Linked DNA regions of Homo sapiens: region 1 is linked to region 2. Evidence: read pairs that join two places in POLR2A ChIA-PET (ENCODE). Cell type or tissue: GM12878. All regions are shown on one strand. Links, peaks and the distances in the headings refer to the core of each region. The heading gives the core; the rest is flanking DNA. Region 1 overlaps SLC39A11 (solute carrier family 39 member 11). Region 2 overlaps SLC39A11 (solute carrier family 39 member 11).

Region 1 (16,091 bases), core at 5,945-8,444, 65 kb before region 2:
GAGATAGATTCTTGCTCTGTCACCCAGGCTGGAATGCAGTGGCGCAATCTCGGTTCACTGTAACACCCGCCTCCCAGGTTCAAGCAGTTCTCCTGCTTCGGCCTCCAGAGTAGCTGGGACTACAGACATGCACCACCCCACCCGGCTAATTTTTGTATTTTTAGTAGAGATGGGGTTTCACCATGTTGGCCAGGCTGGTCTTGAACTCCTGACCTCAGGTGATCCACCTGCCTTGGCCTCCCAAAGTGCTGGGATTACAGGCGTAAGCCACCACATTCTTTTTTAAAAAACTTTCACTTTAGGTTCAGGGCTACATGTGCAGGTTTGTTATACAGGTAAACTCATGTCACGGGGGTTTGTTGTACAAATTATTTTGTCACCTAGGTACTAAGCCTAGTACCCAATAGTTACTTTTTCTGATCCTCTCCCTCCTCCCACCCTCCACCCTCAAGCAGGCTCTAGTGTCTGTTGTTCCCTTCTCTGTGTCCACAAGTTCTCATCATTTAACTTCCACTTGTAAGTGAGAACAACTGGCATTTGGTTTTCTGTTCCTGCATTAGTTTGCTAAGGATAATAGCCTCCAACTCCATCTGTGTTCCCAAAAAAGACATGATCTCATTTTTTTTATGGATGCATAGTATTCCATGGTATATATGTACCATATTTTCTTTATCCAACCTGTCACTGATAGGCATTTAGGTTGATTCCATGTCCTTGCCATTGTGAATAGTGCTGCAATGAACATTGATGTGCATGTGTCTTTATGGTGGAATGCTTTCTATTCCTTTGGGTATAAACCCAGTAATGGGATTGCTGGGTTGAACAGTAGTTCTGTTCTTAGCACTTTGAGGAACTGCCACAGTGCTTTAGTTCAACAACGGTTGAACTAATTTACACTCCCACCAACAATGTATACATTTCCTTTTCTCTGCAACCTCATCAGCATCTGTTATTCTTTGACTTTTTAATAATAGCCATTCTGACTGGTGTGAGATGGTATCTCATTGTGGTTTTGATTTGCATTTCTCTAATGATCAGTGGTGTTGAGATTTTTTTCATATGCTTGTTGGCCACATCTATGTCTTCTTTCGAAAAGTGTTCGTGTCCTCTGCTCACTCTTTAATGGGGTTGTTTCTTTCCTGTAATGTGTTTAAGCTCCTTACAGATGCTGGATATTATATCTGTCAGATGCATAGTTTGCAAAAATTTTCTCCCATTCTGTAGGTTGTCTGTTTACTCTGTTGATAGTTTCTTTTGCTGTGTAGAAGCTCTTAAGTTTAATTAGATCCCATATGTCAATTTTCACTTTTGTTGCAATTGCTTTTGGGATCTTTACCATGAAATCTTTCCCTGTTCCTATGTCCAGAATGGTATTTCCTAGGTTGTCTACCAGGGTTTTTATAGTTTTGGGTTTTAGACTTAAGTCTTGAATCCATCTTGAGTTGATTTTTGTATATGGTGTAAGGAAGGGATCCAGTTTAATTTCTATATATATGGCTAGCCAGTTATCTAAGCACTACTTATTGAATAGGAAGTCCTTTCCCAATTGCTTATTTTTGTCAGCTTTGTCGAAGATCAGATGGTTGTAGATGTTCAGCCTTATATATGGGTTTTCTATTCTGTTCCATTAGTCTATGTGTCTGTTTTTATACCAGTACCATGCTGTTTTGGTTACTGTAGTCCTATGGTATAGTTTGAAGTTCGGAAATGTGATGCCTTCAGCTTTGTTCTTTTTGCTTAGGATTGTTTTGGCTATTTGGCCTCCTTTTTGGTTTCACATGAATTTTAAAATAGTTTTTTCTAGTCTGTGAAGAATGTCATTGGTAGTTTGATAGGAATAGCATTGAATCTGTAAATTGCTTTGTGGCAGTATAGGCATTTTAATACTATCGATTCTTCCTATCTCCATAAGCATAGAATGTTTTTCCATTTGTTTGTATCATCTCTGATTTCTTTGAGCAGTGTTTTGTAATTCTCCTTGTAGAGATCCTTCACCTCCCTGGTTAGCTGTATTCCTAGGTATTGTATTCTTCTGGGGTCAATTGTGAATGGTATTGCGTTCCTGGTTTGGTTCTCAGCTTGGCTATTGTTGGCATATAGAAATACTAGTGATTTTTGTACAGTGATTTTGTATACTGACACTTTGTGTATTCTGACACTTTGCCTAAGTTGTTTATCAGCTAAAGAAGCTTTTAGGCCAAGACTATACAGTTTTCTAGATATAGAATCATGCCATATGCAAACAGGAATAGTTTGATTTCCTGTCTTCCTATTTGGATGCCCTGTATTTCTTTCTCTTGACTGATTGCTTAGGCCAGGACTTCCATTACTATGTTGAATAGGAGTGGTGACAGAGGGCAGCCTTGTCTTGCTCTGGTTTCCAAGGGAATTGCTTCCACCTTTTCCCCATTCAGCATGACAAGCATCACTCTTTTCAAAAGAAGAGGATGTACAAGAGCTTCTCTAATCTTCTTTCCCTCATAGCTTGGGAATTCTTGTAAACAACACAGGAGTTTTGTAATCAGTGCACACAAATACAAAGCACCTATTGTGGACAGGCTCCTTGCTAGGGTTGCCAGATTTAGCAAGTAAAGACAGGATGCCCAGTTATGTTTAAATTTCAGATAAAACCAAGATTGTTTTAGTGTAAGTATTCCCACATATTGCATGGGATCTACTTATGCAACAAGGTGTTCATTGTTTATTTGAAGTTCAAATGTAGCAAGGTAACCTGTATTTGAACTGACAACTCTACTTGAGCCCCTGAGGGGCTCAAGGGGCACTTCTCCTCTTGGAGCTGCAGATCCCGCTTGGGAACCCAGGCAGGGACAAGGGAGACCAGGACTTCCTGCTCCACAGACCCAATTTAGGGACCAGGTTCTATGGAGTTGAGCAAGCTGACTGCACTCTACCCTGAGAGCAGCCACATATTCATCTCCATGTAAAATCTATGCAGGATGTGCTACATGGGCCACGTGTAGCCCAGGGCAGGAGAAGATTCCACTGGAGACCAAGAAAACTTCATAGAAAGATAACTAAAATATTTATTATGGGCCAAGGCTGGCGGATCACAAGGTCAGGAGATCGAGACCATCCTGGCTAACACGGTGAAACCCTGTCTCTACTAAAGCTACAAAAACTTAGCCAGGCATGGTGGCACACGCCTATAGTCCCAGCTTCTTGGGAGGCTGAGGCAGGAGAATGGCATGAACCTGGGAGGTGGAGCTTGCAGTGAGCAGAGATCGCACCACTGCACTCCAGCCTGGGCGACAGAGTGAGACTCCATCAAGAAAGAAAAGAGACTAGACGAGGAGAGGGGAGGGGAGGGGAGGGGAGGGGAGGGGAGGAAGGAAAGAAAGAAAAGAAAGAGAACACAAATCAAATGGGATCGTGGCAAACTTTTGCCAAGGTTTGAGTTGAAGGTGGGTAGTGGAGCATGGAAAGAAAAACCCACAGGCAGCACTATGACAGAGTAGTCCTGCACAACGATGGGTGCCCTTGGCAGATCATGTTTGCTTCCTGCTAGTTTGCTAGTCTCGCCACCATCTTCCCATTCACAGGATCAGCAAAAGTGATTCAGACATGGGATCCACCATTTCCCTCACCAGGAGTACCAGGGTAGAAAGCCACAATTGCTGTGAGTCCCAGAAGTTTCCCCTTACTCATCTCTTCTGAATGTTCATTCTGTGTGTGTATGTGTGCGAGACAGAATATACACATGTATGTGCCCACATGCAGATTAAAAGTTGGGCACAGTTTATGAGTCTGTCATTTCCTCCAGTTCCTCTCCTGGGGATTGTCAATCAAATCAAAGGATGGTAGGTGCAGGCAGGTGGGGGCACAGGTGGGGACAACCTAAGTTGCTGGCATGCTGGACAAAGGCAACCAGTCCTCCCAGCAGGCACAGCTCAGGGAGACAAGCGAAAAACCCGTACCAGGCTTGGTGCACGTTCCTCTTTTCTTACTTCTTCAGGATTCTCTCTTTTCCTTTTTCTCTGAGGTATTGACAAGGAGGACTATCGGTGTCATTGCAAAGAAAGCAGGAACAATGATTCTGGGGGACTGAGAACCTGGGCCAACTGCATTCACTCACTGTAAAGCAGCTGTTTTTCTGCCCATACATGTTCATGCATCAGGGCGACCATTTCCTGGTTATGCATCTTTGGGGATGCTCATTGATACCCTCTGCGCCTCAGTTTATGCACTTGCCAAACGAGGGTAATAGTATTACCCACTCTACAGGATTGTTGTGGAGAGTGGATGAGAGTAGGTATAGGACCCATCTAGCACATAACACGTACAACACAAACCACATTCTCTAGTTTCTGCCACGAACTAGTATTGCACTTATAAAAATATAAAAGAAAGAGTAATGTCATCTAGTACACCTAATCCATTTTAACTTAAATCCAAAAGGGCAAGAGGCCCATGGTGGAGGAGAAAAAAATTAGATTATGATAAGATTTGGTGCAGAATTTTCAAATACCATCAAATGCCAATTCTCCATGTCAGCAGAGTGAAAGCATGCCTTGGCTATAATAGCAACACTTTTTAAAATTCCATGTTCACGCTGACATTTTCAACCTTCAGAAAGGATCACCCACTGCTAAAGATAATAGAGATTTTCCATCAATAAAAGGAGGGGACTGCTGCCCTTCAAGATAGTCTACACTGCTTTGGAATATGAAGTCACTTTGTGTTTTTTATTTTTAAATAGTGGATGCACTCCTCTCATGTCGTTTACTTAGGCTAACACTGACACAAGTTTGCACTTCCTAAAAAATGTTGCAGCCAGGAAGATGGGAATAAAGTAGGTCGCTAGCATCCTTAAAGCATGCTGGCTGGCTGGTTATCCAGAGCAGACTATGCTTGATAGACAGATTGACAGACAGACAGATGGATAAGATATATACACACAGATACATGGGTAAATACATGCACCATCTATATACAACACATTATATATATATATATATATATATATATATATAAAATATATATATTGGATATATATAGGATATATATATACACACATTGGAGATTATATATATATATATATATATATATATATATATATATATATATCCAATGCTATTTCATTAAGCCATTATATTTCTATTTTCAGGCTGATTTTTGTTCAAAAATTGTATATATATATGACTTTTAGAAATTCACTTGAGACATTGAAACTTAATGAAATAGCATGAGACAGCTAATTGCCAGGAAGAACAAGCACCACTCTGTGGTCCATGGATTTGTCCATATGAAATGAATGATAATAAAGGAAATGGTCAGGAGGAAAACTGGTTCCTGAAAAAAACAAAAACCAAAACCATGAATCAACCCATTCAAATGCAGCTCCTAGCAAGGGAAATACATCTCTTTCTCTGCCATTTTTTTATTGAGTCAGGGGCCATTGCCTTTTCAAAAGATGGCTGTCTTCTTTTAATGAATCCAATTAGTGCTATGCCAAGATGCCCAAGAGACTTAAGGTTCCACACAGACTCCCAGTGCAGGGAGGCTAAATTCTTGAAGCCTCTGCTTTCTGAGATGGAAGTGTTGGGTCAGAAGGGAGGCTGACAGACAAAGGCTGACCTGAGGTTGCGTGGAGCTAACAGAGCCAAGAAAAACGTTGGTTCTGAGACAGGAGGAAAAAAATAAATCAGAAATCAAACAGCATGGGACTTAGTGAAATCAATATGAGGACAAAGGAGGCTGCCCTGATGTTCAAGAATGGACCCTGCTTGGTGAACCCTAAGAATTAATGGAGCAGAGCAGAAACGTTTGCCAGGCTGGGAGCATCCTTTCCCATCCTGTTCCTACTTAGACAAGGACCACAGGGACACACAAAGAATGGCTTAGTTCCTAATGGAAAACAAATGCCATTCAGCAAAGGTTTTGAGAAGGAGCAAGGTGGCTGCTGAGAGCTTTGTTTTCTTTCCATTTCAGCTACGGGCAGACATGTCTTGCTGAAAAATGAAGGTTTGAGAAATACAGATTGTCCTAGTGTTCAGATGAGTACTGCCCACTAAGGTTAAAAAAAAAGGACCACAGGGCTGGAAGATGAAGAGGCAATTATCCTCAATTCAACCCTGTGGCTCCTATTACACAAAGAAAGGTGGGAAGCTGAGGCCACATGTGCATGCGGGAGCAGACTGTGAGTAGCTGTATGGTAGAAGACTGGAACTGAGCCCAGCCCAAGTTAACGATATTTTACAGTGGTTCTTGAGCTTGAGCATGCAAAAACAAAACACAAAACAAACGACAAGAAAACCCCACAAAAGCACTTGGGGAGCTTGAGCAAAGTGCAGATTCTTGGACTCCACAGTAGACCCAGGCAGGGCTTGGGAGTCTGCAGGTCTGACTGCTACTCCAGGTAACTTAATTCAGAGGAGGAAGATAGATCTAGGGGAAAACACAAAGGAAACCCATTAAAAATAAACTCCTAAGCTGGGCTCCCAAGAGCCCGGACCTCTTGCTAACTGTTTAGTGGGGATCTTCACTTGGGCATTATACTCTCATTTTACACACCTTGCCCCAAACGAAGCAAATTACCTTTTGCCAAGAACATGTTCCTCTTCTTGGAATCTCTTTTAGGATGACAGATTCCATAATCTCCCCCATTTACCAAGCCAGGAGCAACACAAGAGCAAGTGTCAGCATATGCAACTCACTCTGACAAACTCTGTTCTCGGAGGACCCAAGGGAAACCCAAGGAGGGACTCAGACCCTAGACACTGGGAGAGTGAGTGTGGAATAACCTGTGATGGTTCTACTCATAAGGCTCCCAAATCCAGTCCAAAGTATGTGAGCAGGAACCCAATATCCCACCCAGACACAGCCGCCTGTCACGTTTTCTTGAAGTTTAATATTAGAGTCTACCCCATAAACCACCTCAAGTGGCAAGTTCTGACCTCCTCACTGACATCTGTCCCTTATTTTGCCACTGCAGACCAGAGTCTGCAGACAGTCAGGTCCTGGCTCAGTAAGCCTTGTAGAATCGCCCATGCCAGAGGCAGGTGGTAGGGGTGGGCTACAGATTGCAGCGTGCCTGCTGCCATGGCAACGCACGAGCAACCAGGGATGGGAAAGAAGGTGCTTTACTTAATTGAAATCCAGGCAATGTCTTAATACGAAGCTCAAGGAAGTTAATGCTCAATTAGATTTTCTCCTGCCTCCTTTTTCCCCTTTCCATTCACGTCACCAAATGACTTTAACCATCCCTCTCTGCCACCAAAACAGAAAAACAGGGGAAAACCCATAAAACATCTCTAAAGTTGAGTCACTGTATAAACCACTGAGACTGAACCCTCTCCTCTCACCATACTCAAGCAAAAAGCAACCCAAGACGCCTAGGTTCTCTCTGTTCACTGCCAATCCATCTCAAAAGAAATTGTTTGCCCAAAGGATTCTTAAGACTGCATTGGCTTTGCCATCACCACCTCACCGGGGCCACCTTTTCTCACACTATGACTACGAATTACCTGGAGATTTAAAATGCATATTCCTTGCCTATGCATATATGGACAAAATGCATAAAATGCAGATTTCCTGGCCTCATCCACCAGATAGTTGGTTTAGGCAAATCAGAGACAGAATATAAGCATCGGCTTTTTTTTTTTTTTTTTCCTAGCAACCCGGGGAATTCTGATCTTGTCTAGAGCCAGATCCACCCTGTGAGAAATGCAGACCAACCGATTTGGGCTTTACCTGCAGATCTGTCCTTCATAGGACAGGCTGAGCCCAGCTAAAGGTGGACATCTAATGGCCTCACCAAATAAGCCATGGGCTGTGAAAGGGTTAACCGGGGTCCCCTGTTACTGCAGTCGTGAGTCCCCTAACATAACGATTCTGAACACCATAGATACACATGGAAAACGTGTCTTGGGGTCGATCCTAGCCACTATTTCTCCATTCTGCAAGGTGGAACAGGAAAATAAACATGCTCGTAATCCAAAAATATTCACTGATGAACTCACCACTTATAAAATTAGTCCTCCCACTAAAAAATTCCCTCCCTGCCTAAGAGCCCAACAGAAGTCCTAACCCGCTGCTCCCTGTCAGTCTGGGTGATTGTGAACATTTGTTTGTATTTTCATCTTATTGTGGAATTTGTGGAAATGTCAAGTTATAAGTCTTGAAAAAGATACAAGAAGCTCCAGGACATGATGCAGAAGAAAGGCTGTTCCCTGGCCGAGCCCAGAACACGAAGGACCCAGCTAGGGAGTAAAGATGAAAGCATGGCTGTTTTGCAAATTTAAATTTTGACTAGCCATCTATCTGATTCCAGCAAGATGAAGGATAAAGATAAACCAAAATCTCCCTCTACAAACACCTAGAAATGATGGGTGAGATGAACAGCAACAACAAAAAAATGTTTTAAATGCAGGTACAAGTTTGCAACAAAGGAAGGAAATCATTAATGATGAGAAACTAGAAACCGGAGCCTTAAACACCAAAACCAGTTCAGAGGTTGCCTTGGGGTGAATATGGGTCCCAGGAACAGGGGCCTGGGTGTTACTGTCCACATGGAGGTAAAGGGGAGGCCCTGGAACACACACACCAGGGGCTGAAATTTTACAAATGCAAGATTCATGGAATTCTGCCCCTATGCAGACAGGTGAAATAGGGGGAAAAAATTATGCACCAACAGAGAGAGACAAAAAGGATGCTCATATGTTTCTATGTGGTCTCTGAAGAAAAAAACTGCTCGAAAAAAAAAAAAAAAACAACTTTGGGCCTACACCTTGCAAAGGTCAGGGTATGAGTTTCTACTTTCTACATTGGCTAGAAAAACCCCACCATAAACATCAACATAAAAGCTGGTTCCAGGGTAACGAGGCTCTCAAAGGATGTTACAGAAACAAATGCAAACCTACTCTAAAAAAAAATACGCTCCCATGATCCAGGACGCTGAAGACCCTCAAGGAAAAATGCAGCCACCAGAGAAGGACTGACGTTAAAAAGCTGAAAGGTCTAAGAGAAATCAGCACTCCATGCATGAGAGTCAGCAGGCACCACCGACAGAGAGAAGCAGAACCTTTGTGTAATAGCTCTTTTTTAAAACAATATAAAACAGCCTAACCTTATTCAAGACCTAAAAGAAGAAATTAAAACCAAAATAACCACATACAACCAAGAAAAAACAGACGAACCCACTCGAACAACTACAAAATAAAATCCACAGTCATTTCTATTGAAAACTCAACAGACAAATTAGATAGTCGGATATTGGCTCAATGACTAACCAATGAGCTGGAGGATAAATCTAAATCAGAGAGAGGAAGAGATGGACAATATCAAGAACAGTTTAAAGCAGGGGTCCCCAATACCTGGGTCATGAACCAGTATCCGTCCATGGCCTGTTAGGAACCAGGCTGCACAGCAGGGGGTGAGCGGCAGGCAAGCAGTTGAAGCTTCATCTGTATTGACAGCCGCTCCCCATCGTTCACGTTACCACCTAAGCTCCACCTCCCGTCAGATCACCAGTGGCATCAGATTCCCACAGGACCACGAACCATATTGTGAACTGCATATGTGAGGGATCTAGGTTGCATGCTCCTTATGAGAATCTAATGCCTGATGATCTGTCACTGCCTCCCATTACCCCCAGATGGGACCATTTAGTTGCAGGAAAACAAGCTCGGGGCTCCCACTGATTCTAGGTTAGGTGAGTTGTATAATTATTTCATTATCTATTACAATGCAATAATAGAAATAAAGTACACAATAAATGTAATGTGTGTGAATCATCCCAGAACCATCCCCCACAACCCCCAGGTCTTTGAAAAAATTGTTTTCCACGAGACAAGTGTTCACTTTAAAGTAGTATACCAAATCTTAAGATAAATAATACATAGACACACATACAAACACACACACAATCACATCATACTGAAACTGAAAACCACTAAAGACAAATGAAAAAAAATGTATACACAACCAGAGAGAAAGACAAAAACTTGAAATGAAGCTGCTGCTGTGTGCATTTTTATAATGCTTACAGAGAATGCAATGCAAAGCACAAATCTTCAGATGGATGAATGCCAACTAATTAGAATAATAAGTGCCAAAGGAAATGGACATTTCTATTAACCTACACATTTAAATGCAATTTGATTTTTCTTTCAAAAGTCAGAGCTAAATACTTTATTTAGCTAACTAACTAAAGCCCCTCACAGATCCTAAAATCCCCCATAGATTCTAAGTGAAGAGATATTATAAGAGAAATCAAAGGCAATCAATTTCACACAAGAAGCAATGGTGAGCAAAGATATTAGCAAAAATGTTGGAAAATGGAAGCAACCATTGATTGTAAAATACAAACGAACAAAAACAATAACAATACTAGCAACTCATTTGGGAGGTATCAAACAAAGGGAGATACTAAAATACTGGAAAAGTAGTAACATTAAAGCATTCTAAGGTCCTCTGATTGGTAGGGAGGAGGGGAGAGATGCAGATTAATTTTAAACACCGTTATTAGGTCAACTAGGCAAGTTTAAAGAAAGTAAAAGGAAGCCAGGAGTGGTGGCTCACACCTGTAATCCCAGCACTTTAGGAGGCCAAGGCAGGCAGCTCACTTGGGGTCAGGAGTTCGAGGCCAGCCTGGACAACATGGTGAAACCCCGTCTCTAATAAAAATACAAAAATCAGCCGAGCATGGTGGCATGCACCTGTAATCCCAGCTACTCGGGAGGCTGAGGCAGGAGAATTGCTTGAACCCAGGAGGCGGAGGTTGCGGTGAGCTGAGATCGCGCCACTGTACTCCAGCCTGGGCGACTGCGTGAGCCTCCATCTCAATAAACAAACAAACAAATAAAGGAAAGGGAGACACAGACAAGATACTGAATTGAAAACTTCCAAATTAATAAAGCGTAAGGGGGATAAAAAGAGGAAAATAAAAATCAATCAATCCACTGAAGTACTAAAAAAGGAAAAAGAAAATGCATGGTAAATAAAATACGAGGAAGGAGTATAAATCTTGAGCCAGGCCATACCCACACACAAGAAAGGGCTGTTCCTCAAGACAGCCCCTGGTGTGTTGAATGAAGTGCGCGCGCACACACACACACACACACACACACACACGCACACACACCTATGCACAAACACACTAGACCCAGATGGTATTAATAGTGTTAAAAAAATTAATTGAAACACTATTAGGCTGAGATGACCCTAGTGCCTTGGGATCCTACATAAGCAAACCAAAACCCAACTCACTGTAAATGGTAAAACAAAATTGAAGCTTAGCCAATCAGAAACTGCCAACTAACCTCTAACTAGGGATTTTCCACTTTAACCAATCAGATATTTTCTTAGTCTTGCTTCCTGGAACACCTTATAGAAGTTTTCCTACTCACACACCCTGGGCAAAGCCCTGATCACTTGTGGTTTAATACTGGCCAATTCATGAATCGTTCGCTGCTCAAATAAACTCTTGAAAGTTTTTATGTGCCTAAATTTAACTTTTAACATTGGTAAAGACCGTCTTGTTATAGAGGAACAAATAATCCCCATCCCATGCTAACTATTCCAGAGAATAAATAGAAAAATGAGGAGAGAAAGAAAAATAAGTAAAACTCCCCAACTCTGCATGATCTGGATGAGGTTGGTATAACTTTAACCTTAATATTCAGAGGGAAAAAATAATAAAAGCAACAATATTCAAACCAGAGGAATGTAACATAAGAAATAAGTTTTAGGCCATGCTAACTTAAGAACATAGATGCCAACTGCTAGAAATAAAAAGGATAATAGCATCTATCAAAAATGTGTCTACGGAAAATCTTCAGTAAGGCTGGGCACAGAGGCTCACACCTATAATCCTGGTACTTTGAGAGGCTAAGTCAGGAGGATGGCTTGAGACCAGTAGTTCAAGACCAGCCTCGGCAATATAGTGAGCCCCTGTCTCTACAAAAAAAAAAAAAAAAAAAAAAAAAAAAAAAGAAAGAAAAAATTAGCCAGGTGGGGTGGCACATGCCACAGGCCCAGCTACTTGGGAGGCTGAGGTGGGAGGATAGTTTGAGCCCAGAAGGCAAGGCTGCAGTGAGCCATGATCCCACCACTGCACTCCAACCTGGGTGACAGAATGAAACCCTGTCTCAAAAACAAAAAAAAAATCTTCAGTAAGTATTATATGAATGGTAAAAATGTAGAAATGTTCGCTTTAGAGTTCCACGGATAGACAGAACTCTAAAGATGGCACCCAACATTTGCCTCTCTCCCTGCCTAGAGTACACACTTTGCATAATCCCCATGGATAGGATGAATTTCACTGCTGCGAAACTCAGCTCAGCTGACTTTAAGACAGGGAGGTTAGCCAGGTAGGCCTGACCTAATCCCATGAGATCTTTAAAAGAGAGAGCTTTCTCCAGCTGATCTCTGAAAGGAAGTCAGAGGTTCTTCTGGGAATAAGGCTCAGGCATGAGCCTTTGAAATGGACATCCCCAAATAAACGAGCCCCCCATGTTGTCCTTCCCAAGTGGCACCAGTGAAAGTAACAAGAAGCCCAGAGAACATCTGCTGACTGAGGAGGCCCCAGCTTTTGACAAGGTGTCCATCTGGAAGCATCTGGGACAGAGTCAGCTTCTCAAACCTTGTGCATGTTAAATACGGAAGCATGGTCTCCTTCCCCAGAGAATCTGGTACTACGAATAAGTGGGAAATGCATTTTTATTGATTGATGGATTTTTATTTATTTTTGAGATGGAGTTTCGCTCTTGTTGCCTAGGCTGGAGTGCCATGGTGTGGTCTTGGCTCACTGCAACCTCTGCCTCCCGGGTTCAAGCAATTCTCCTGTCTCAGCCTCCCAAGTAGCTGGGACTACAGGCACCCGCCACCATGCCCAGCTAATTTTTGTATTTTTAGTAGAGACCATGTTGGCCAGGCTGGTTTCAAACTCCTGACCTCAGGTGATCCACCCACCTCGGCCTCCTCGGCCTCCCAAAGTGCTGGGATTACAGACATGAGCCACCACGCCCAGTGAATTTTTAAAAATTGATTTTCATAATACAAAAAGCACATAGAGAAAAGAAACTGGCATGTAATCCCCATGCCCGGATAATCCCTGCTGACATTTGAAAGCACGAAAGTAACACATGTTCGTGTTTAAAATGCAAATAGAACAGAAAAAGCTGAAATAAAAACCAGAACTGTCTCTCCCCTACCCCCAAGTATTTCTTCCCACAAATAACTGGTCACAGATTTTAATGTATTCTTCTAGAAAAAAAATATTATAATACCAGGGCATATGTCCTTCTCAACATTTCTACCCCAAAGGAATTAGATCGTATCCAGTTTTGCAGCTTGCTTTTTTTTTCTTCTTCTTCTTTTTTTTTTGTTTAGCATAACCTGTAGATTTTTCTACATCTGCATTTTTAAAAACTACCTCATTCATTTAACTAGGCTCAAGGCAGGGAAGGAATCCCATTTTTAATCAGTGCTTAAGGTGAGTCTAATGTGCGAGGTCAGCAGACCACACTGAGAAACCCTGATCTGAGACAGGTGTATGCATGTGGAACTCTCTGGTTTCTATGCCAATCCATGCTAAGGTCTTGGGAATGTCCTCTTCCTCTCCCTAACAAGCAGAGGCCCAGATTATCTCTGAACATCCCAGATTTAGGTATGCTGTCCCAATACAAATGGAGAAATATTCCTCTCCAGACTGTGTTTATCCACCTGCAAGGGTCTCATGATAACTTCCAGGAGTTAGGTAGCATGAGATAGAAAATTATTCCTGGCTTCACTGCTGAAAACGGGTGCCCTGCGGCAATGTGTTCATTTGCAAAGCATCTTCGCTAGACTCCCAAATTGCCACTCATCCATTTTCAATCTTAGGTCATTGCCAAAGCAAAGCAAGCAGCCAAGACCTGGTGTTGGTCTCATACAGCCCCAGATGCTCTCCAGATGCAGAGACCCCTCTCCCCATTCCTCTACAGGCCACGCTCTCCTGCAGATTTGTGGCCAATTGGTAAGTAGCTCCAAGATAATGTTGCTACGGATTTGCCTCAAGCATCCTTTTGCAGTCTTACTTATCTTTTAACTGGAAAAGGTTTGCCTGCTAATGAGCCTATGTTATCCTTCATCTAATTATCTTTGGCAATCCCCTCTTCCCTGGCTGCCGCAATGTTAAGGGCCATCAGTCAGAGATCTGCAGGTGGAGAGGTATGATACTGTGATAGAATAAGAATTACATATTTTGGTCTTCATCTTGATTCCTGACACAGAGCTCTTAAAATCCTTGTACATTTCCTAAGTGATAGGAACAATAAAGGAATAAAGGAGAGTCTTTTGTTATTCATAACAAGCCCTTTTCTGGTTTTTGGTTTTTTTTGTTTGTTTGTTTTGTTTTTGTTTTTTTTTTTTTTTTGGTTTTTCTGAGACAGAGTCTCTCTGTTGCCCCAGCTGGAGTGCAGTGGTGCAATCCAGGCTCACTGCGTCTTCCGCCTCCCAAGTTCAAGTGATTCTCCTGCCTCAGCCTCCCGAGTAGCTGGGACTTCAGGCATGTGCCACAATGCCCGGCTAATTTTTTTGTATCTTAGTAGAGACAGGGTTTTACTATATGCCCAGGCTTGTCTTGAACTCCTGAGCTCAGGCAATCCACCCACCTCAGCCTCCCAAAGTGCTAGGATTATAGGCATGAGCCACTGCACCCGGCCTATAACAAGCCCCTTTCAATCACACCTAAGTTTACATGTGTGCGGTGCCTTTTGGAAAGCCCTTAAGGATGGGGGGCGCTGTTTGCCAGGGGAAACAATCATGAGATTAGAGAGTTGAATTTGGGCCCCACACCCAAACCTGGCCTCTGGGGAGGAGGAGAGGGCCTACAGGTTGAGTTGATCACCATTGGCCAATGATTTAATCCATCATGCCTGCATAATGACCCATCCATAAAACCCCAGAAGGACGGGGTTCAGAGAGTTTCCTGGTGGCTGGACATGTGGGGTGCTGGAAGGGTGACATGTGCCCCATCCCCCAGGCCTTGTCCTGTGTGTCTCTTCTACCTGGCTGTTCCTGAGTTGGGTCCTTTTATAATAAATTGATTACCTGTAAGTAAATTGTTTTCCTGAGTCCTATAAACCATACTAGCAAATGATCAAACTTGAGGAGGGGGTTGTGGGGACCTCTGATTTACCCTCCAGTTGGATGGGTGAGAGCCTGGATCTGTAATTGTTGTTTGAAGTGGGGGCAATCTTGTGGGATGTAGCCCTTCATCTGTGGGACCTGTTGCTGTCTCCAGGTACACAGTGGCAGAATTGAATTCAATTGTAGGACACTCAGCTGGTGTCCTTACAAAACTGGAGAATTGCTTGGTGTAGGAACACTGCACACATTTGGTCACAGAAACGTTCTGTGTTGAGTGATAGTATAAAGGCAATGATTTTTCCTATACAAGAGGTAAAGAGAGTAATGTCTATGATGGTGTCTGCTCCTGTCCCAGTGCCTGGGGAGGGCAGGTGATTCCAACCCAGCAAAGTCCCAGGAGTGGAGGGAGTTGGAAGCCAAGACCCACATCCCTGGATTTACAGACCCTCTGGGGTGTGTCCCTAGCTTGCCACCCACAGCGCATCCACATCCTCACACATGGGAAACCCTAGGATACAGCTGAGCTCCACTCTGATCCCCAGGGGCGTTGGAAGGTCATCAGGGCCAGATGGGTACAAACCACCCAACTCTGCCAGATTCTCAGATTCGACAGACGGGTACAACCCACCCAACTCTGCCAGATTCTCAGACTCAACTGGTCTCTCGAAATAAGGATGTAACAACGTGGGGGCAGTGGCGTAGCTCCTAACTGGCTATGGCACCGAAAAGCTGATGAAACTGCCTTTGCGAAAATTATGACAGTGATAGAAATCTTACATAGCTGATCCATCTTGCTTCTAACCTCATAAGCTGTCATCCCTGGACATAGGCCAAGCTAGCTACAGGAGGAAGTTAGTTTCTAGTGTAACTTTAAAACAAAGATGATAACAGTCCCTTGCCAAAACTAACCACCCCCTCCGTTGTGGGGACTGAAACTGTCTTTGTAAAACTAACCAATTGGCCACCAGGTTAGAATTATGGTTCAGGGGCGGGTGCAGTGG
Region 2 (16,091 bases), core at 8,573-11,072:
GAGTGTGCCGAAAGACAGTCTCTGCCCACTCTTGCTGATAATAATAATAATAATAAAGCTATAGAATAGGAAATGGGTAAGCCATTTGGAAAAACAAAAAAACAGAAATAACCAAGCAAACCACTTTACCATGATCATAAAGGTGAAGAAAGAGACAGGGAAGAGAAAGGGAGAGAACTTGGACCACAGCAACAACGATGAATAGCGTAGAGGGGCTTTTGATGATACCTAGCATGTGGGGAGCTGAGAAATTGATCTGCTTCCCAGAAGTAAAGAGAAGGTGAGGAATTGAAAACCCAAGGGAACCGGGCGTGGTGGCGGGCGCCTGTAGTCCCAGCTACTCGGGGGGCTGAGGCAGGAGAATGGCGAGAACCCGGGAGGTGGAGCTTGCAGTGAGCCGAGATCGTGCCACCGCACTCCAGACTGGGCGACAGAGGGAGAGTCCGTCAAAAAAAAAAAAAAAAGAAAAAAAGAAGGAAACCCAAGGGAAGAGAAGCCAGAACCCTCTGCCTGTGATGATGACCCCGCGTGGGGTGGAGACAGAGCTGCCAGGGTGGTCGGGCAGCACGGCCACCACAGCTGCATCTCTGATGCTCTGGTTAACCCCAGTGCCCTGCTAGGACCACAGGCTCTGGCTGGAATTCACTTTCGGAGAGCCGGGTGGACAAGCACAAACGTGGTCACAATGAATTTCAAGGACTTCTTCGAATGCCTTTATTACTGCGGAAATTCATTGCCTGAATGATGTTTGAGATCAATGGACTGCCAGCTAGAGCTTGGGTTGCTTTCTCTTTTGGGAGAAACTGCAGTTTCAATAGATTCGGCTGGTGTGGCCGTTTTCAAAAGGGCTCCTCTTTTTGTGCTTTCGCTAAACATTTAATAAATTTATGATTTCTCTGTCCACCAAACACGGCCAGAACCACTTTAGACATAAGTGGAAATTCAACAGGGGGATAAGGGAAAATGTCCTCCCTGCTGCAATCTATCCCAACACAACAGCCAGGGTGATCCTCTTTAAACTGAAGTCAGGTCACGTTCAAACGGGAAGCCTCAGCACAAAAGCCAGGATCTTACTAGGACTTCTGAAGGCTTGTGCAAGCTGGCTACCATTTTATTTCCCCCTTCCTCTTCTACCATTCTCTGCTTGGGCAACCCCTCTTTCTGACTCTTCTTGAACATGCCAGCTCTGCCCCACCTCCAGGCAGTGACACCTGCTGGGCCTTCCACCTGGAATGCTCTTCTCCCCAAATATCTGCCTGGTTTGGTCCTTCACCTGCTTCAGGTCCTTATAGAAATGCCACCTTCTCAGATGTTCCCTAACCATGCTCCCTAAATTTACAACACTTAAACCCCATACACACACACCCTCTTCCCACCCCCTCTACAACTACACCCCATACACACACACACACCTCCTACCCCCTTACACCATGTACACCCTATACACAAACACACTTCTCACCCCCTTACAACACCTACACCCCATACACACACTTCCCACCCCCTCTACAACTACACCCCATACACACACGCATACTTCCCACCCCCTCTACAACACCTACACCCCATACACACATGCACACTTCCCACCCTATCTATAACTACACCCCATACAAACATGCACACTTCCCACCCCCTCTACAACATCTACACCCCATACACACATGCATACGTCTTACCCCCTTATCTGCTGTTTCTTTCTCCTTAGCAGTCAACACCATCTAACGCACTATGTATTTTGCTCATTTAGAACTCATTCTCTGTCTCCTCCACTGGAATGTCGGCTCTCTATGAGAGGGGACTTTCATTTCTTGTTCTTATTCTTGCATTTGTTTGTTCGGTTGGTTGGTTGATAGGCTGGCTACTACAGTAATGTGCAGTGCCTAGAATGTGCCAGGAAACACTTAAGAATTTGGTAACTGCATGAAATGAATGAAAAAGTAAGAACACAAGCCCAGCATCTTGCTCCTTCCCATGACCTGGCTTAACAAACCATAGGACTATGCTTCACGAGAACCTGCTGCTGATGCTGCACTTAGGGTCAGGATTTGGAGAGTGTGACACCGAAGGCGAGAGTTCTTCCACGGGGGGATCAACTGGTGATACTGAATCAGAAGACAGTGAGGGCAAGGAAAGTGAATGGGACTAGTAGGGTGAACACTTGTCACAGAAAGACTATTATATTTCCTAGAAAATGAAAACAGCTACAACCTAAAGCATGCCTCAGTGAGCAGATCAGAGTGGAGAGGAGAAAAAGAAAAAGAAAAGCAAAGAATAATTATAGTATGAAGAATGCATGACATCTGTGCCTTCTCCCAAGAGACTGGGCCTAAGGAAGAGCCTGAGGACATTCTATGAAATGCTGAAATCATATGCAGAATTTTGCAGGAATATGCATATTGCTGGAATAAAGATCCATAACTTTCACCAGCTTCTCAAAATAGCCCCTGATCGAAATGTTAGAGGAACGCTAACTTACACAAGAATGCCCTAATTCCTTTTATTTCCACTTATATCCATTTATTAAGTGCCTATTACCATATCTCACCAAATTCTAAGACACCAACAATTCCAAGACACAGCGTTATTTTATGCAGCATGTCAGTTCCGCTATGACATGCCATTGGTTGTAAGGCAAATGCTAATTTCAGAGATGCTAAAAATGCAAAACGATGTGAGGCTTAGAAGCTACAAATAACAGTATATGTCAAGCTCTGTTGCTAGTCCCTTTACATATGTTATCTGAGTCCTAGTGTGAAAAATGTTATTATTCAATTATAATTACAAATGAAGACAAAGCCAGAATTCCAAGGTGAGTTCCAACCTAGGTCTGTCTGAAAGCCTCCACACCAGCACACCACCTCCCAGCAAAGATATGGCTCCCACATCGGCAGACCTTATAACGAAGTACAGAACAAGAACCTCTAAACAATCAAGCTACAGACAGGTAATGAGAGTTGGGTATCAAATGATCACAGAAGCACCCAGCTTGTGTCTGGAGCAATCCTTCAAACAAACTTCCAAATCTCCCGAAGACAGTTTCACATTTATTATTCTAAGGAGCCTCTGCTCTTTCACCTACTTTATAGCTCCCTCTCACTTCAATAAACTACTTAAGTGGAAGTTAATGATCCAGAACATATAGTGCTCTGTGTTGAAAGGGGAACTTAGGAACAAAAGGTGCATGATTCCTTGTCAATGTTAAAACACATCCCTATTATCAAAGGATTGACGAAAGCAGGTCCTGGAAGGTTGGGGTTGAGATGTGTGCATAAGCACATGTGTGCACATGCTACAGGGTGAGAAGAAAGAGGCCTCGAGGAATAAAAATAACCATTTCACTGGATGTCTTCACAAACAGGATATGCTGCCACTTCCCTAAGGAGCTTTTAAGGAGCTCAATGAGTAGAACTACTGCCAGGAGAGAACCAGAAAGAAATCACCCCAAGAAAACACTAAACCCTGGTCAGGCATGGTGGCTCATGCCTATAATCCCAGCACTTTGGGAGGCTGAGGTGGCCAGATCACTTAAGGTCAAGAGTTTGAGACCAGCCTGGCCAACATGGCAAAACCCCATATCTATTAAAAACACAAAAATTATCCAGGTGTGGTGGTGCACACCTGTAGTCCCCGCTACTCGGGAGGCTGAGGCACGAGAATTCCTTGAACCCGGGAGGCGGAGGTTGCAGTGAGCTGAGAGTGCGCCACCAGCCTGGGTGATAGAGTGGGACTCCTTCTCAAAAAAAAAAAAAAAAAAAAAAAAAAAAAACACACAGAAAATACGAAACCCCCTCTCCCCACACTCTCCCCAATTTTGCTTTGTATGGTGATTTGGGTGTGATTTTATCTTATCAGTCAGCTCTTTCTTGTCATTTTCTATCTAACACTGAACAAGCCTAGTGGTAGATTGTAATAGCTGTTTACAATTACTCAATCCTCCCCTTTGCTGTAAGACTTATACATCCCTGCACAATGTCATACACTGTGTGGGGCTATGGACCACCCTGCCCCATGGTCAGGGTTGGACATGTGAGTTGCATGGGCCAATAGGACCCAGTGGATGTGAAGCTCACTACATCCAAGCAGGAGTTTTAAGGAGTATCATAAACAGGTATGGCCAATGTGGACTGGCCCTGAGTCTCAGAATTACAATGCATATGAAGCAGAACCATGGCCTGCAGCCTGCATATATACAAAGAGCCACTGAGATGTGGGATTGCATGCAAAAAATTAGTACCAGAAGTGGGATATGCCATAACAGATAAAATACAAGGCATAAGCTTTGGAGCTGGGCAGTGAAAGGTATGGAAACTGTCACTACAGGATAGAGAAATAGTGACCCGTGATCCAGCAGTAACACATTTAGTAAAACTGCCCCTGTGATCACTTCGAAGGCAGGAGTTGCAATGAACGAATGTGTAGCTTTAGGTGACAAGGTCGCAAAACAGAACATTGCTAGGGGGATTTGGTTACTATTAGGTCCATTTGACGAAGTACTACAATAAAGAGACGAGCTCAGAAAAGAGTTAGCTGGTTTTCCAATAGGATTGAGGCGGGAAAAAAAGAAAATTAGGAAATTTGGGACTTAACAATTGCAAGATACAATGATTTCTCATCTCCTATAAATAAAGAAAAAAAATGGGCCAGACGCAGTGGCTCACACCTATAATCCCAACACTCTGGGAGGCTGAGGCGGGCTGATCTTTTGAGCCCAGGAGTTCAAGACCAGCCCAAACAATATGGCGAAGACTTGTCGCTACAACAAATTTTTAAAAATTACCCAGGCACAGTGGCGTGTGCCTGTAATCCCAGGTACTAGGGAAGCTGAGGTGGGAGGATCACTTGAGCCCGGGCTATCAAGGCTGCAGTGAGCCAAATGGCACCACTGCACTCCAGCATGGGTGACAGAGTGAGACCCCGTCTCAAAAAAAAAAAAAAAAATTTTTTTTTTTTTTTTAAGGAAAGATGATTAAGACCTAGCCTCAGGACACAGACAAAACTAAGGGCACGTTAAAGTCTCTAAAGGAATTAAGACACCCCCACCTCGCCCTACCCTAACCCTAGTAAATCCTTTTAGTTGAGCAAAATTGCTACAGGAAAAGTGATTAGTGACATGGTCTCACAGAAACCTGATAAGCTCAAAGTGGCCTGTAATTAAATCCAGAAGGAGAGATATGTCTGGTAAATAGTTACCTCAAAAGAGGTGTAGGTGTGGCTACTGGCCCAGGGAGTAACTAAAATCAAATGGAAATAAAAATTGATCATTGTTTAGCATGAATGATATCCCCAAAAGAGACACCAGCCTGGTCTAAAAGAGACTGTGACCACAGGGGACCTAAAACAACTTTTGGCACCCCAAATTGCTATAAGCAGGAAGTAGCCTGAGAAAGCTACCAAGTCCCCAATGAAGATATATTCTCTAATACTTTTTCAGGTGTGTCCGAACAGGATGATCAAAAAGGAAAAATCTCCCAGAGGGAGAAGTCAAAAGTCAGAGAGAGGCCAGGCACGGTGGCTCACACCTGTAATCCCAGCACCTTGGGAGGCCAAGGCGGGTGGATCACGAGGTCAGGAGTTCGAGACCAGCCTGGCCAACATAGTGAAACCCCGTCTCTACTACAAATACAAAAATTAGCCAGGCATGGTGGCGTGCACCTGTAGTCCCAGCTGCTCGGGAGGCTGAGGCCAGAGAAACACTTGAACCTGGGAGTCAGAGGTTGCAGTGAGCCGAGATTGTGCCACTGCACTCCAGCCTGGGTGACAGAGTGAGACTCCATTTCAAAAAAAAAAAAAAAAAAAAGCCATAGAGAACAATGGATTTGAGAGCTTCTCATTTGAGGAGAATTCCCTATCCCAAGGCAGGTGGGCCTCTCATGCTGTCCAGTGGAATTTCAGGATGGCCATGTGGATGCGCTTCTTTCTCTTTTGAAATACAAGTGCTCACTGGGGTTGGCCTATTCCTGTTCTTCCACGACGGACATGTGGACCAGGTCACTTATTTTGGTTCACAGCTCTCTAGATGAACAGCAACTAAATCCAGACCTGCTGATAGAATCTCATGAGATCCTGAAATTCACACCTGATTCCATGATTACATGCGAATTTTTAGGTATCTTCCATGAGTCAGAAATGAATTTATGTCGTATATAAATATACAAAATGATATATAAGATGATTATTTATGACCAGGAGGGAAGACTGTAGCAGACTGTATTATACAGTCATCCCTTGGTATCCGTAGGGATACCTCCTCCCTCCCACAGATACCAAGATCTGCTGATCAAGTCCCTTGAGCCAGCTCTTCATATCTGTGTGTTCCTCACCACGGATGCAGAAGGCCTACTCTATTCACAATTATTCATGTCTCCCTCCCCTTAGTAGATGTTTATGTCCCCACCTGGAATTGCAGTACCTGCCTATTGGCCAAGCATACTTCCCTGTACAATGTCAGACTTTGCCATATGATTTGTTAAGCAACAGAATGTGAATGGATGTGAACACTCCACATCCAAGCAGAATTCTTCAAGGACGTCATGAGTTTCCACCAATTCTCTAATTCTTCCCCTCCACCATGACATTGCACATGGCCACAGGGGCTGCTGTTTCAGCCTGGAATCCAGAAGGAGAAAACAATGTGACAGAGATACAGCCAACCTGCAGCCTGCATGTTATTTGGAAGCAAAATAAACCTTCAGGATGGCAAACCACTGAGATTTGAGGTTTCCTTGCTGTGAGGCAAAGCTGACTTAAGCAGCCTGTTCCACCCAGACAACTGAAATCAATGCTTAAACTCTTAGCAATACACAATCTAATGCAAGGAATATGCCTGGGGTCCCATGTGAGCCCTCAGGCTTTTAAATCCTCATCTTTCCTGGGAAGGAGACATAGAGCTCAATTGGTTCCATATAAATGCTTCTTCAACTTTTGAGTAAATTCCATCATCTTTGTGAGCCATCTAACAGTGAAAGTATTAACAATGAAATTTTAAAAAATCAAATCATAATTTCCTTTTAACCAGCCATGCTTTGAATGACAAATATGTAGAGAGTGAGTTTGTTCTCATCTCTCTTCTCACTGCATTCTTACTGTAGCCTCTCACCTAACCTTGTTGGCTCCAGAGACCAAAAGAAAGTCAGCTAAAGCCACAAAGGCCAAATGGACATGAGAAAATGTCTGAAAATGCAATATCAGGGATTGTGTTTGTCTTGTGAAGTCCTTTTTGCCCCTCAGGGAAAAATGACTGGAGGCTCCTCTGACTTCGGAGTAATTGCTTTGAATGTTTTGGGGGAAGATATTTTTTCTGGGGATGTTGCTGTTGTTGCTAAAATGATGTCCATCCAGAAAAACATAAGATTGCCTTTGTTTTTAAACTTGATTATAAACCAGCCCTGAGAAGCCTTCTAAGAGACTTCCATAAGTCTTTTGAATAATGCCATCATTCCAAGTTGACCATTTCCAGGGAGCCCAATCTCGTTTGCCAGATGAGTTCTGCCGTGTTTGTTCACATACCAGCTTTATTACGTTTTAATTAGTTGTTATCTTTGACCCCAAAAAGGGATTCCCGAGCACCTCAGAATGGAGCTCACAGGCACTGGTAGGCCTTAGTGGCCCTTTCTGCTCCTGACCCCAGGGGGACACCTGGGGATCAAGCTGAGGTGAGAAGCAGACTCAAAGTCTTCTGTTCACAGATAAATGCCCCACGTGACCTTGCACGGGAATTACTGAATAAAAGAGACCACTACCCTGATTTGAACAGCACCAGACACAGAGCTGTGAAAGAAAATGCCTCTTACAGATGACAATGTCCGGTTGCCCAGTCCTGGATTTGTTTTATTTATTTACTGAGACAGAGTCTCCCTCTGTCGCCCAGGCTGGAGTGCAGTGGTGTGATCTTAGCTCACAGCAACCTCCACCTCCTGGGTGCAAGCAGTTCTCCTGCCTCAGCCTCCCGAGTAGGTGGGACTACAGGCGCACACCACCATGCCCAGCTAACTTTTATTTTTATTTTTGGTAGAGATAAAAAAAAAATGGGGTTTCGCCATGTTGGCCAGGCTGCTCTTGAATTCCTCCTCTCAAGTGATCCACGCACCTTGGCCTCCCAAAGTGCTGGGATTACAGGCATGAGTCACTGCGCCCAGTCCCAGCCCTGGATTTGAACCAGTGTTCACTGAAGCATTTCCAAGCCTGTTGTTGTGCCTTCAGGTATATGAAATTCAACACATATTCTAAAAAGGACCTTGCCAATGTTCAGTAGAATGGAAGGCCATCCCATGAGTTTCAGAAACACTGATGCTGCTTTAAAACAAAAAACTCCCGGTGATTATAAGGCTTACCTGGAGTATCTCAAATATTTCAGTAGCGAAAATTCAAAGACAAGGACCAGCAGGAATGCCAATTCCATGTTGCAATCACGCCTCCCCACCCACAAGCATGTTATTAGTGTGTGCTTCCAATGCATAATTACCTTTCATTTTCCCATAGAATTTCAGGAAAAAAGAGCACAGGGCTCAGATGGTTTGTGAAATCAATAGGTGATTTCATCTCTTACATGCAAAAATAATCAGTTCTATTGAGAAGGAAATGTATACACACACACACACATACACACACACACTACACACACACACACTGGAAAGCCCACATTCAACAGTCAAGGTCACACACACAGGAAATATTCATGAAAAGGGAACATTTGTAGTATCATCCTGAGCCATATAGCACAGTCCAAAGTACATGGGTTAATAAAGGGTTAATAAAGGAAGAAACCATCTCACTCTCAATAAGGCTGAATTTGATGTGCTCAAATAACACTGATTGCTCCAAAAAAAAAGATAAAATTCCTACAAAGAGGAGGATCCCAGGCCTAACGATTGGATTCTTTTCTAGACAACTGTAACCACCCTCTGGACACTATAAAAGAAAACAAGTATCCAAAATAGCAGGATGACTATTTGTAATTACTGTGTAATTGTTGGTTTTACATGTCTGTCTCTTCCTGGGCTTAGTGAAGGCAGAGACCAAGTTCACTAATTGGATTCAGCCAAGGAGAGCAGTTGGCTCCATGAAGTATGAATGAACAAATGAACTAATGAAAAAAAGAACACGTAAGTTCTGTACCAAAGAAAGAGGAAAGAAAACCATGAATCCTGGTAGTACCAATCCTGATTCTATCCCACCTGCCAGCAAACAAGAAAACAAAGGGACCATCAGGAATTCTTCATTTAGTCCAAGCTCTGAAAAGAGAAAATAATTCCAAAATGTCATATTAAGAAGGTAAGGAAGACATGAGAATTTGAATGGAAGAAAACAGAGCAGTGGGTGGGAAAAAGTGGAGACTGAAATCTTACAACCAGGAAGTGTAGGCTGTGGCTTTGAAGGAAAAAAAAATTGAATTTCCAGGTTCCCAGGGCCCTGATAGTTGATTCTCTCCTTCACTCTCCTGCTTTGAGTCTACGTCAATAGACTCTCACAGCCTGAACCTCCCTGGCCGTACCTCAAGCATTAGAGCAAGATTGAAAAGGCTTCTAGATAGAGGTGATACAAACAAAGGGAAGTGCGTGCCTCTGGGAACCGAGCAAGAGTTTTCATCACCAAGGATCTTTGGACCCTGACAAAACCACAGGTAGGCTTCATTCATTTCACTCAGTCAACAGACATGCCCTGAGCACCTGCTTCATGCCAGGCACTGCACTGGGCCAGCCCAGAAGCAGTAGGAAGTCGAATGTTAAATGCCTGTGAACCCGCATTGGTGTGCTTTGCTGGGGAAAGGGTCTCCAGCAACAGTCTGTAGCCAGGGGTGATGGCCAGGGGCAGAGCGAACCCACAGAGCCTCCCAGTGCACACTGCAAAGGTACCCCTTCCTCTACACAGACCCAGCCTGGCCCCAGGCTGTCTACTCCACAGCAGAATCTCAGCTGGAATTCAAACTCCTTGGGTCCAGTGTCCTTGTGAGAGACCCATCCTGCCCTACCCTATCTGCTCCCTTGTAGACAGCCCTCTAGCGACCATCAGAAGTGTCTGGGGCATTTCTGCCCCATGCACACATTGACGGGGGGTACTACAGGCACTTAGGGGCTGCGGACCAGCAGTGCTAAGCATGCTGCAATATACAAGACATGGCTACCCCATAAAGAACTGGCCCGCCCCAAATGCCAATAACCCAATAGTGTGTGGTTTTTATCGGGTGCTCGGGTAGTCTCCTTTCCACAAAACGGTCAAGGTCAATGTGCTAAGGATGACAGGCCAGGGGTCATCATGGTGAGAGCCCAAATAAGGAAGGAGTGAGCAGCCACTTCACGGAGTCTACACAGGCATCGCTGCAGCCTTGGAAGATCTGCTACCCAATTGTCAGCCAACAATTCTATTCAATTAAAAAATTCCCAAATATTGAAACTTCATATTTTAAGATTAAGGGTGCAAATTTTTTTTCTTAAAGGGAGAAAAATAGGAATCAAGGCCCTTTGATAGTCATAGCAGACGACTCCCTTCCCCTCCAGACCTCTCCAGTTGTGCCCCGGGGGTCTTGCTACCCTTGGAAACTGGATTTAACTTTTGTTAAGCACTCTATAGAATAAAGAAAAGAACTGCCAATTGGTTCTAAGAAGACACTGTGCTTAGAAAACAGGGCACATCGCTGTGTTAAATGTATGGTACTGAAGAGTTTCCTCCAGGGAAAGACAATGTGTTTGTCTGCCTCAATGTACCCAGGGGAAAGCAACACTGAAATGTCCCTGACTTTGCGAGGATATTAAATGGGGATCCAAAGTAGAGGCATGGAAAACAGAACTTCTGTAGCCCCTTCCTAGAAATCTCCTGACTTTTAAAATACAGTTTCTGAGTTGAAATGTCCTGTTCTGCAGGTTGAAATATACGATCAAAACCTGCTTTGTGTAGCCCTCTGCATACAGCATTTTAAACAAGCTTCTGGAGCCCTATTACTCCCTCATAGCAGGCCAGCAGAGAAGCCAGGGCAGCTCATTAGTTCTGGGAGAGCTGTTTCAATTACATTCCAGTTGTAGCCCTTCCTGTTCCCTTGCTTTGTTGTTAAAGTTCCACCCGCAAATGCTTTCCTCCACTGGCCCAGTCCTATAAATTGGTGAGCTACAGGGGCTGCTTAATCCCATAACTAGCAAAGACAGGCTCTGAAGTCTTGGTCAGATCATAGGATCCTGTCAGATACCAGTACAGAGTCTCTACCCTCATCCTACTGTTCTTGTCCAGCCTGAGACAGGTCTACGGCAGCAAAGGGAAGAGCAGCACCATTAAGAATCCTCAAGTTGAGTAGTACTGGAACATAAGGTTCTGAGGAAAAGAAAATGAAGATGGCAAATCTTCTTTACTCCCTGGCTGAGACACACAGAAGAAGCGACTACAGTTTGACACTAAGTGGTTAATAACTCTAATCAAGCAGGCTGGATGAGGGGCTGAAGGATTGTCACAGAGGCACTGAGAAGGGTGGCCTCAAGGAGAGGCTTGTGTTCCATAATAAATCTCACGGAAGCATCTAGACTGGTCACTTCCATCCTGAATGTATGGTGGGGCCCTAGCAACAGACCAGTGGCTGAGTTTATTTAGCACTGTAGGCTAATGGGCTTCCACTGTGTAAGTCAACCTAAACCAAGCCTAGAGGAGAACTTCACCCAGATCTCGTTTTCCAAAGAGAGGGAAGGACCCCAGGGTGGCATCTACCCACATGGGTCTCCATACAAAGAAAGAAGACAGGGCCCCAGAAGAGCTCTTCCAATTCCTGGTACCAACCACCCAGGAAATGCTGCACTGGGGCTGCACGTGGCAGCCCTGGGTCCAAGAGAGCCTGAGAGAATTCTTCAAGGAGCTGCTGATGCTTAGAAGTGAGAGAGAGGCTGGGGGACCTCACTCCAGCCTTGGATAGATGGAAGAGGGGCAGATCACCTGAAACAGAAGACAAAGAGGAGTACAGGCCCAAAAAGAGAGGTACAGAGAGAGCTGCAAAGGAGTGAGTGAAAGAGACCAAGAGAAATGGAGAGAGCAAGAAAAAAGACAAGACGAGATGAAACCAAACAGGAAGAGATGCCTTGTTAACCAAGTCGAGAAGTACTGGTGGACTGCAGAAGCGAGAGGAAAAGGTTACCATGGCAACACCTTGCAGAAAGCGTAGGCTGTGTAGCTGAGTGAGCCCAGCCAAGAGAGCTGCAGCCGCCAATGGCCTCACCTGCTACTGCATCTGTTCACCTGTGGGACTGTGCCTCGAAGGCTATGCCCAAGCTCCCACTCCCCATCTCCAAGATCTCAGCCCAGAACCCGCTCTCCGTTCATCCGCTGCCCCAAATTTTGTGTCACATGATCCCTTCCCAAATGCACCAGATAGACAGAGGAGGCTGGGGAGCCATGGGCTCAGCTGCCCGGCCCCCTCCCCAGGTGTCCTTATTCTTGGTTCAAGGTTGAGGAATCTTGGAACATGACGAAAGTCTTAGCAAGTTACTCAACTCAAACTTTCACACTGCACAACAAGCCTCTCTGTAACTTCCCTGACCACTGGTCACCACAACTCTGCTTGAATCCTTTCAGTGACAGGGAGCTCAGCCCACTGCATGACTCAAATGCTTACGACTTCAGCTTTCATTCTCTGATCTAAGATCTTGCTCTACAACTCGGTAGAGGCAAGGGGGAAGATGAACAAAGTCCACTGTGACTAGTGAACCATGAGCCATGCTCCTACCATATGCTGTGATTCAACCCCCAACCCCAGGCCCTGCTCTCACCACAGACATGCACGTCTTCTACACCTCTCACTGCAATTCTCTATAATTTATCACATCGATTTTATAGTATATTTTTCGTTAACCTCACATTTGTACATCCAGGCTCCATGAGCTCTTTGGCTATTTTTACTGTTGTCCAGACAGAATAACTAACATTCATTGAGAGCATACAATATACTAGGCACCATTCTAAGCATTTTACATGTATTCACTTAGCCTATCTTCCCAAAACTCCAACGTCTAGCAGCCACTAAGGAGCTGAGTCAGAATTTAAATCCAGTTTCTTTAGGGATTTATCTTTCCTCTTCTACCTGAAGAATGACCTGTTCTTTTATTATTATTATTATTATACTTTAAGTTCTGGGTTACATGTGCAGAACATGCAGTTTTGTTACATAGGTATACACATGCCATGGTGGTTTGCTGCACCCATCAACCCGTCACCTACATTAGGTATTTCTCCTAATGTTATCCCTCCCCTACCCCCCACCCCCCACAGGCCCCGGTGTGTGATGTTCCCCTCCCTGTTTCTATGAAACAACCTGTTCTTTTGGTATGGATTCCTCCATATCCCTGATTCAGAGAGTGTTCGGACCCAAATGTGCTCAATGACTCAATAAGAATCCACACCTGAACCAAAACATTCTCCAAAGTTTCCAATATGGGCATCAAAATCCCCACGGTCTGGGCCAAAAAATTCCTACATCCAGGCTCCATGAGCTCTTTGGCTATTTTTACTGTTGTCCAAACAGAATAACAACTAACATTCATTGAGAGCATACAATATACTAGGCACCATTCTAAGCATTTTACATGTATTCGCTTAGCCTATCTTCCCAAAACTCCAACATCTAGCAGCCGCTAAGGAGTCGAGTCAGAATTCAAACCCAGTAAGTCTGACTCCAGAACTTATTCTCTGAACTCCAAATCTATACCATTTCTATATTGTGACATCTTTCAGGACAGTGGTGGCTTTTCAAATATGCATACCGTTCATCTACCGAAAACCTACAGGTAACATCACACTCAATGTGAAACACTCAATGATTTTCCCCTAACATCAGAAATAAGGCAAGACTGTCTGCTCTTACTCCTCCCTTCAACATTATACTGCAAGTCTTAGCCAGTACAATCAGGTAAGAAAATGAAATTAATAGCATACAGATTGAAAGGAAGATATAAAACTGTCACTATTCATAGACATGACAGAAAATTCCAAGGAATCTACCAAAAAATTCTTAGAACCAATAAATGAGTTTAGTGAGGTTGGAGGATACAGGGCTAGCACATACAAAGTCAATTATATTTCTATATACTAGCAATGAGCAATTAGAAATTTAAAATACAGTATAATTTAAAATAGTACCATAAAACACTTAGAGGTATAAATCTAACCAACGGTAGAGTATGTATGATGAAGACCACAAAACACTGATAAAGGAAATCAAAGACTTTGGAGAATATACCATGTTCATAAAATGGAAAACTCTATATTTATTAAGATGTCAATTTCCTCCAAATTGGTTTATGGATTCAGTGCAACCCCAGTCAAAATCCCATTGGGATTTGTTTTTCTGAGATGGAGTCTTGCTTTGTCGCCCAAGCCAGAGTGCAGGGGTGCAATCTCTGCTCACTGCAACCTCCGCCTCCCGGGTTCAAGCGATTATCTAGCCTCAGCCTCCTAAGTAGCTGGGATTACAGGCGCGCACCACCAAACCCAGCTAAGTTTTGTATTTTTAGTAAAGATGGGGTTTCACCATGTTGGCCAGGCTGGTCTCAAACTCCTGACCTCAAACGATCCACCCGACTCAGCCTCCCAAAGTGCTGGGATTACAGGCGTGAGCCACCACGCCTGGTGCCATTAGGATTTTTTGTAGATATTGGCAAGCTGATTCTAAAATGTGAAAGGAGAAAGGATACGCACAAAAACCAATGAATCAGAATGAAGGGTCCAAAAACAGAACCAAACAAATATGGCTCACGAACTTTTTACAAAAGCGAAAGGTTAATTCAATGGAGAAAATACAGTCTTTTCAATAAATGCTGCTGGGACAATTTAACATCCATATGAAAAAAAAAAACTCAACCTTGAACTCTACCTGACACCATATTTTTTTGAAACTTCAAATAGATAGTAGACTTAAATGTAAAACGTAAAACTTTTAGAAAAAAAAAATAGGAGAAAACCTTTGCAAACTTAAGTTATGCAAAAAATTCTTAGACGTAACACCAAAAGCACAATTCATAAAACAAAAAAAAAGAAAAACTGATAAATTGGCAGTTCATCAAGATTAAAAACTTTCGATCTCCAAAGGCACTGTTAAGAAGAGGGAAAGGCAAGCCAGGGACTGGGAGAAAAAGAAATGCAAATCACATATCTGACAAAGGTCCTCTATGCAGAATACAGAAAAAGAACTCTCGGGGCCGGGCACAGTGGCTCACACTTGTAGTTCCAGCACTTTGGGAGGCTGAGGCAAGTGGATCACCTGAGGTCAGGAGTTCAAGACCAGCCTGACCAATATGGTGAAACCCCGTCTCTACTAGAAATACAAAAATTAGCCAGGCAGGGTGGCGTGTGCCTGTAGTCCCAGCTACTCGGGTGGCTGAGGCAGGAGAATTGCTTGAACCTGGGACGCGGAGGTTGCTGTGAGCCGAGATTGCGCCACTGCACTCCAGCCTGGGCAACAGAGCCACACTCCATCTCAAAATAAAAAGCCTCTCAAAACTCTACCATAATTAAACAAATGGATTAAAAAACAAGCAAAAGATTTTGACACCAAAGAAGATGTACAGATGGCAAATGAGCACATGAAAAGATGCTCGACATCATTAGTCATTAGGGAAATACAAATGAAAGTCACCAGAGACCACTACTACACTCATTAGAATGGCTCAAGTTTTAAAAACAAAACAAAACAAAAAAGTGATGAGGCCAAGGGCTAGTGAGGGTGCAGAGCAACTAGAACTCTGCTGGGACTGAAGAACGGCTTATCCGCTTTAGAAAACGGTTTGGAGGTTTCCTATCACATGACCCAGCCATCTCACTCCCGGGTATTTAGCCAGGAGAAATGTAAACATATGTTTACACAAAAGCCTGTATGCCAATATTGATAGACGTTTCATTCATAATTGCTGAAAAATCAGGAAACAACACAAATGTCCTTCAACTGGTGAAAGTAAACAAATTGTGGTGTATCCACACGATGGAATGCTACTCAGCCTTAAAAAGGAACACGCTGTTGACACTTGCAACATAATGAAGTTCTCTGAAATGCATGACGCCAAGTAGAAAGAAGTTAGATCCAAAAGGCTACATACTGCATGAGTCCATTTAGGTGACATTCTGGAAGA

Evidence for each region. ChIA-PET counts read pairs that join two places held together with the same protein. Peaks named below come from ENCODE experiments on the same cell type or tissue, not always from the same donor. Only the 100,000 strongest peaks of a DNase experiment are listed, where the experiment ranks them.
Region 1: POLR2A ChIA-PET joins it to region 2 with 14 read pairs; 2 of 35 experiments call an interaction of 5 or more read pairs at or near these places.

What each region holds. Positions count from the first base shown.
Region 1 is chr17:72,856,699-72,872,789 of GRCh38, forward strand. All of the region lies in intron 5 of SLC39A11 (solute carrier family 39 member 11), which reads right to left. Among named protein-coding and RNA genes, the nearest start is that of LINC00511, 220 kb to the left of the region's middle. RefSeq lists a silencer at 2,352-2,646. In GM12878, for the core only: no CTCF peak of the experiment used is centred there; a DNase peak (open chromatin) is centred at 7,243.
Region 2 is chr17:72,919,222-72,935,312 of GRCh38, forward strand. The region is part of intron 5 of SLC39A11 (solute carrier family 39 member 11); the gene reads right to left. Among named protein-coding and RNA genes, the nearest start is that of SLC39A11, 170 kb to the right of the region's middle. In GM12878, for the core only: no CTCF peak of the experiment used is centred there; no DNase peak of the experiment used is centred there.